Regions from separate parts of the Homo sapiens genome. Here region 2 is linked to region 1. The links are chromatin contacts, found by Hi-C or POLR2A ChIA-PET in ENCODE. All regions are on one chromosome and are shown on one strand. Each heading gives the region's core, a stretch centred on a gene start or an enhancer-like site at or near the end of the contact. The rest is flanking DNA. Distances are from core to core; before and after follow the strand shown.

Evidence for each region. A loop is a pair of places that touch in the nucleus more often than their neighbours do. ChIA-PET counts read pairs that join two places held with the same protein, here RNA polymerase II (POLR2A). Pooled maps may share reads with other maps.
Region 2: a map of IMR-90 shows a loop between it and region 1 (19-fold over the local background). The contact joins two enhancer-like sites. A Hi-C loop is called at or near these places in 1 of 168 maps with a recorded cell type or tissue (IMR-90) and 2 of 50 pooled maps. POLR2A ChIA-PET finds 5 or more read pairs at or near these places in 2 of 52 experiments (CD4-positive, alpha-beta T cell and activated T-cell).

The regions. Positions count from the first base shown.
Region 1 is chr6:160,973,095-160,976,766 of GRCh38, reverse strand. All of the region lies in intron 5 of LOC102724087 (a long non-coding RNA gene), which reads right to left. Among named protein-coding and RNA genes, the nearest start is that of MAP3K4, 17 kb to the left of the region's middle. RefSeq lists an enhancer at 230-944. Within about 2 kb of position 2,331, at least 13 of the 41 ENCODE cell types and tissues checked have a DNase peak (open chromatin) inside an H3K27ac peak, as active enhancers do.
Region 2 is chr6:161,368,235-161,371,645 of GRCh38, reverse strand. All of the region lies in intron 10 of PRKN (parkin RBR E3 ubiquitin protein ligase), which reads left to right. Among named protein-coding and RNA genes, the nearest start is that of AGPAT4, 96 kb to the right of the region's middle. Within about 2 kb of position 2,150, at least 2 of the 41 ENCODE cell types and tissues checked have a DNase peak (open chromatin) inside an H3K27ac peak, as active enhancers do.

The DNA.
Region 1 (3,672 bases), core at 1,082-3,581:
AGTCCACTGATTTCAATGTCAATATCATCCAAAAGCACCCTCACAAAAACACCCAGAATAATATTTGACCATGTATCTGGGCATCATAACCCAGCCAAGCTGACACATAAAATTAGCCAGTACACAGGGTTCTCACCGAGTCCAGCACTGGGAGAGGACCGTGAGGACTAAGCTTTGATTTTTTTTTTTTTCTCTTGCCCAAATTCCTATCTAAGGGGTCTGGAGAGTCATGCCCTACAAACCATCAATTCTCATGAGCTGGGTTTTATTTAACCCTATATGTTGTGACTTACTTTCCAATCTGACTCCGGCATAACATTATGTGACGAGGAAGAAAGTCATATTTTACCCCAAAACATGTTTCTTTGCCCTATTTTGAAATAGCCCTGCAAAGCTGTCCTATGTGGGGGAAAATTTGCATCTGTAAAGAATCTCTATTAACATAGCTAGATCTTTTTCTTCCAGGCCCTCCCAATCCTCAAGAGATTAACTAAGAGTCTAGCACCTTTTAAAGGTCTGAATAGGAAACATTTGTCATCTATTGCCTCTAAGGGCAGCCTGTATAAGACTTCAAAAGAACCTTGGTCTCCACAATCTTTTATCTTAACCTGAACATTTCTTTCTATTGACGCCAGGTCTTGAGACAAACTAAATCAATTGTCAACCAGAAAATGTTTAAATTCGCCTATAGTCTGGAAGCCCCTGCGTCTCTCCCAGCAGGTCCTTGGACCACTAGCCTAGGAATCTCTACATGAAAACACAGATCGTTTGGCCTCATCCAGGAATAAGTGAATCAGAACCCTGGGGCAGGACCCAGGCATCTATATTTTAAACAAATTCTTCAGTTCACATTTAGAAATAAGTACAAATAATAGATTTATAAGTATATTTTAAATATAAAATATACAGTATGTTTAAATATTTATTATACATATAATACTATACTTCTATATTAAAGAGAATAATTATTGATATGAAATTTAAACCTTTGTATAAATGTTGCATAATAATATGTTTATGGGTACATTAGAAATACTGCACATCAGTGTGCAAACTAGAGTCCAGTGTTCTGTTAGCTCATTGGTTTTCTTTGCATCTCTGTTCCTCTTAGTGTCTAAATCTGTACCTGATGTGGCAAAGTGAGCTTAATAAATTACATTGAGCGATGGGTCATCAAGCTAAAATTGGTAGATTATTCATTTTACCAAACATGATTGTTCTAAAGCAATATATGTGGGCCTTTCTGGGAGGAGAAGGAAGGATCACTCTAAGGGAGGCTGATTAAACAGATAGTTTCAAGCACAAGGTAGCATTTGAGTAGGGCCTTGAGAGACAAATGAGATGTCACTAGACAGAAAGGGTGGTGTGTTAATCTGTTTTATGTTGCTATAACAGAATAGCATAGACTGGGTAATTTACAATGAGCAGCAATTTATTGGCTGACAGTTCTGGAAGCTGGAAAGCCCAAGATCAAACTGCTAGCATCTGGCAAGGGCCTTCTTGCTCTGTCATAACACGACAGAAGGCATCACATAGAGGAAGGGCAGAAAGGGGGAGAGGGAGAGGCAGCAAGAGGGGTCAACCCCCTCCCCTCCCAGGATAACAAACCCATTCCCACAATAAGAAAAACAAAGCCTTCATGACCCAAACACTTCTTAAAGGTCCCACCTTCCAATACCATTGCAATGGAAATTAAATTTCAACCCGAGGTTTGAAGGGGCAAACATTCAAATCATGGCTGGTGGGAGTGAACTGAGGGAGAGGGAAGGACAGAAAGCAAAAGTGCATGCAGGGATTCAGGGACGGAGACCACTCAGATGATCTGGGTGACAAGGTTGGAAAGATGAGTGGCGGGTAAAAAGTGAAGAGTTTCAAATGTCAGTCTGCACTTTGCATGCAAATCCACAGTGGCTACTGGAGAGCCTGTTACTCTTCTCAGTTTAGAGTCTTAATTTTAGGTTCTAAGTACAATATAAACTGTCACAATAAGAGGGCAGATTAGAATGCATTTCGAAGCTGCCGTGGTTCCCTAGGAGCAGCACAGAGCAGGAGTCTGCCTCGGCATAGGGCCCATGGCTTGTCACGTGAGAGTCTCAGACCCTGTCCACATCTGAAAACACTCAGAACTCAAGGCTGGAGACTGTAAATCTCTCACTTAGCTGGCAGTCTTTGGTGTGATTCATTCATGCCAGATTCTCAATAAGAGTATTCCTAGGCCCCATCTTTCTGGGTGCCCAGGAACTATGTGAGTGTGAGGCTGGGACACGTCAGAATATTTCAGGCCAAGCTTCTTCACGTCCCCTGCGGTCTGCCAGGTCAGGACGCGTCTGTTATAGGTCATCACCATGGCTTGTTTATGAACTGGCCAAGTGCCTCAGTCACATGAGGGCAGGTGTGTGGGAGGGTATTCTGATTCTTTTATCTGGGAACTGGGTTTGCTCTCATTTTTTCTTTGGAAGACAAAAAAAAAATAGGGAAAACGCATTTGTGTGAAGATACTCCTTGCCTTCCACATGCAGTCTTTCTCTTTGCCATAATTTCCTTTCTTAGTTTCACCTCTAGTTCCTGGGTCCAGGGGAGCAGGTGGGGACAGGGAGCCCCGTCACTACCTACACTGCAGCCTCACTGCACACTATGCACATGGACAAATCCCACCCAGTGGATCTTCTACATCTGCAGTCCAGAGTCGGCTTCCCATTGCTATCAGGCTTCCAAGTTCAATGATCTCATCTCCTAATTATTAAACAAAACATAACAAAACAAAACAAAATGCCAGTTCCTCTAGGCCATGTTTTGCAAATCACACTCCCTGCTTTGTAGAAGTGGCTCTTATGCACTTTAGGCTGAGATAAAAGTTTGTTTTTTAAACATTCCTCATGTTGGGTTTAAGAAAAAACCTTGTCAACATCACAGCATGAAACAATTAACAATTTAAGATAACCAGTCAAGCTTTATCATGAATATATGCATTGAGATGTTCAGAAGAGAATAACAGTGATTTTCAAAAGATGTCTCATTACCAATATTAGCAGTTTCAATAACTGCGAATTAACTTCCTGACTTTATTTCTGAACACTTTCAGAACGACCTCATTTCGCAGAGGTGTATTATTCTCCTACTGTATGCATGGCTCTGTGCGGATTACCAAGGGAAAGGTCACTACCCCAAGGAGTGTGCAATCCAGCTGGGAGATAAGACAAGCACGCATGACATTTCAGTAACAGCTACAAACAGTAAGTGTCCGCTCTGCTCTCTGCCCAGCCAAACCACCCCCATCCTCTGGATCCAGCTGCTGCCCCATCTCCTTCCTGATGAGGTCCTCAGCCTCCCAGGCGGCCCCTTTCTTCCCCCGCCCTGGCTTTCCTGGCCCACATGGCCACTTCCTCCCGCACAGCCTTCTCCTGAGACTTGATTGCCTTGTGTGTGCTACATTTGTTCCCTGGCTGGACTGCATTCCCTGGGGGAGCAAAGGTTTCCCATTTCTTTTATATTCTCTTCAACAACTAGCACCTGGAAAAGGCTCACTAAATAGTCAAATAATAAAGCCCAGGACTCAGCCCACAAGACTTATGAGCAACTATTTACACCCATGGCAGCCTGGAGAGGAGCAGGGGCAACCGGGAGAGCAGAAGGAACTTGAAGGAGTCAATGGCAATGGCTGTGGCCTTGACA
Region 2 (3,411 bases), core at 901-3,400, 400 kb before region 1:
AATAAATAAAAACAAATGCCCTTCTGAATTGCATTCTAAAGCATGGCTTGGGGAGTTTGGAGCTTAGTGGAGTAGCCTTGTATTGCTTACAGTGTAGCCTTGTATTCCCCGGAGCCCTTGGCTAGACACCCCATTAAATCCCAACACTCTGATGATTTCTCTTAAAAAAAATAACAAAATAGGCCGGGCGCAGTGGCTCACACCTGTAATCCAAGCACTTTGGGAGACGGAGGCGGGCAGATCACCTGAGGTCAGGAGTTCAAAACTAGCCTGGCCAACATGGTGAAACTCCGTCTCCTCCCTCAGCCTCCCAAGTAGCCGGGTGTGGTAGCAGGCACCTGTAACCCCAGCTACTTGAGAGGCCGAGGCAGCAGAATCATTTGAACCCAGGAGGTGGAGGTTGCAGTGAGCGGAGATTTCACCATTGCACTCCAGCCTGGGCAACAGGAGCGAAACAACGTCTCAAAAAAAAAAATAACAAAATACATTTAAATATATACATATATACATATTCTCCAAAAAGAGATAGTCATAAGACAATGTGAGAACAACAAAACATGTTTTGGTGACACCCGTTGCCAAGCAGTAACGTTGACTAGCTCAAGGCCCCTGAAAAGTGATGCCATTTTCTTACTCACCAGCAGGAGGCGGGCTGCTCACACGCAGCAGTGCTCAACTGGCCCACCTGCTTGACTGAGCCAGGAAGGCTGCTGTCTGCAAAGGTGGAAGGTTTCAGTGTTTGTGAGAAGAGAGGCGAGCGTTGATGAGAAAGCTGACATTTAAAAGCTGTCATTCACCTGAAAGCATTCATAGCTGAATTAAGCCAACTCTGTTTTCATGATTAATGACAACTGCTCTTTTTTGGAAAACAGGCTTAAATGGATTTTTAGGATTAGAATAGACTTGTCTAATTATTGGCTACACAGGTGTCACAAATGAGTTTCTCTTAAAGCAGGAAAGATAACACATATGCAGTTCCTTAAGTTATTCTAGCTTCAATGTATATCAATGTGTCTCCTAGGCGCTAATTCGGCTTTTTTTTTTTTTTTTTTTTGACACAGAGTCTTGCTCTGTCGCCCAGGCTGGAGTGCAGTGGCGCGATCTCGGCTCACTGCAAGCTCTGCCTCCCAGGTTCACGTCATTCTCCCATCTCAGCCTCCCAAGTAGGTGGGACTACAGGTGCCTGCCACCACGCCCGGCTAATTTTTTTTTTTTTTTTTTGTATTTTGAGTAGAGATGGGGTTTCATCGTGTTAGCCAGGATGGTTTGATCTGACCTCGTGATCCACCCGCCTCGGCCTCCCAAAGTGCTGGGATTACAGGTGTGAGCCACCGTGCCCAGCCTAATTCAGCTTTTAAAACCTATATAAGTACATTTTGATTTACCAGTGGAGTTTTGTGTGTGTGTGTGTGTTTATAGAGACAGGGTCTCATTATATTGACCAGTCTGGCCTTGAACTCCTAGACTCAAGTGTTCCTCCTGCCTCGGCCTCCCATACTTGTGTTTTTAAAGGAGATTTAAGGCCAATCCAGGCCTTCAGTGGTCTTTTCCATGTGTACAAACTCCCACAGGGTCATATTCCCATCTCTTTAGAGATGATCGTGATGATTACAATAACAAAGTAATAATGGTGGTGATCATAGAAAACACACGGTTAGCATTCAGGGTGCACCTGGCTCTGTGCTAAGCCGTTTGTGTGTTGATCTTACTCACGATGACCCTTGTGAGGTTATTCCTCTTGAGCCACAGATGGACGATCATGCCTTTACCTTTCTGAGGGAATTTTGATTCTCTCTGTCTCTCTCTATATGTATATGAAATATATTTCCTATAATCATATGAAATATATATATGAAACATCTATATATAAGTATATTATAGATGTTTCATATATATATTTATGAAATCGCTATTTTCAGCCATGAAGTATATTAGGAGAGAGACTTGTCCTGTTCCACCCCCACCTCCACCACGCGTGCGTACACACATGCATGCATGCAATTCCTCCTGCCACGGGTGAGCAGTAGACAGGCACAGAATTCTATGCAATTACCTAACAGTTACACTGCCCCGTGAGAGCCACACTTTATTGCACAATCGGGCGGTGATGCTGAATCACAACAAAACCTTCCCCTCCTGGCAACACAATAAGCAGGCATTGCTTTAGAGCTTGATGACTAAGGCGGGAACAGAGGGTAAGTTACCCAGCTCACCATGTTCCTCTTCAGGCGCAAAGGGAGAATCGCCCTCCAGAGGATGAATGGTTCCCAAACCTCCCGCCCCTCGCAACCCCTTAGGGCATTTTTAGGGATTCTAATTTCTGTACCCCGCCACAGACCTACTGAATCCCAATCTCCAGAGTCTGGACACAAGCCTTGGGATCATTTTTAGAATCGCTTTGGTGATCTTGAACCTGTGGGCACCCAGCCACTGCTTGAGATCACTCCAGAAGGATTTAAACATCAGCATTAAGACACTCATGAAGGATGCAAAGCAAAGATGTGCTCCTCCTGGTAGAAATCCCCTCTCGGAAGTGGCAGTCAAAGGTCTAAACCAGTGGCCTGGGCACCGCCCACTCCCGGGGTGTCATAGAGCTGCTTCTCCTGCCCCCCAGGTCCCTGGGGCTGGCAGCAGTGGCAGCAGTCACTGGGTCTGGGACTCCCCTCCCTCCCCGTGGATCCGCTGGGTGAGGATAGGAAGCACAGGAAGAGCTGTGATGCTGAGAAGGGCAGGAACTCCAAGGGCCTTCTTGGTGACCCTTTCCCACATGTTAGGTGCAGTGGGACAGTTGGAGACAATGACAAAGAAAGGGCATGAGCTTTGGCAGCCGTGGCCTCCTGGTGTCCTTCTTGAAAGCACTTTCGGCAGGTTGGGGAAGGGAGAACCGGCCAGGCAGCAGCGATGGCCCAGGGCAGAAGGGCGGGTGGGCAGCTGGGAGTGGAGTTGCAGTGCTGGTGCCAGGGGAAGCAGGCAAGTGGAGGGCAGGTGAGCCACTGCAGTGAGGGGAGGGGGGCTGGGTGGCTTCTCCCACTGTCTTTACCACAAGCTGGGTGCTGGTGGTGGTGGTAGTTGCTTTCGTTGTTGTTGTTTTGAGACAGATTCTTGCCCTGTCGCCTAGTCTGGATTGCAGTGGCACCAGCTCGGCTCGGTGCAATCTCCACCTTCTGGATTCAAGTGATTCTCATGCCTCAACCTCCTGAGTAGCTGGGACTATATGTGTGCGCCACCAGGCCCAGCATATATATATATATATATATATATATCAAGACTGAGGTTGCTATATATATACACAAATATATATACAAATATATATACAAATATATATAAATATATATACAAATATATATAAATATATATAAATATATACATATATATAAATATTATATGTATTTTTAGTAGAGACAGGGTTTC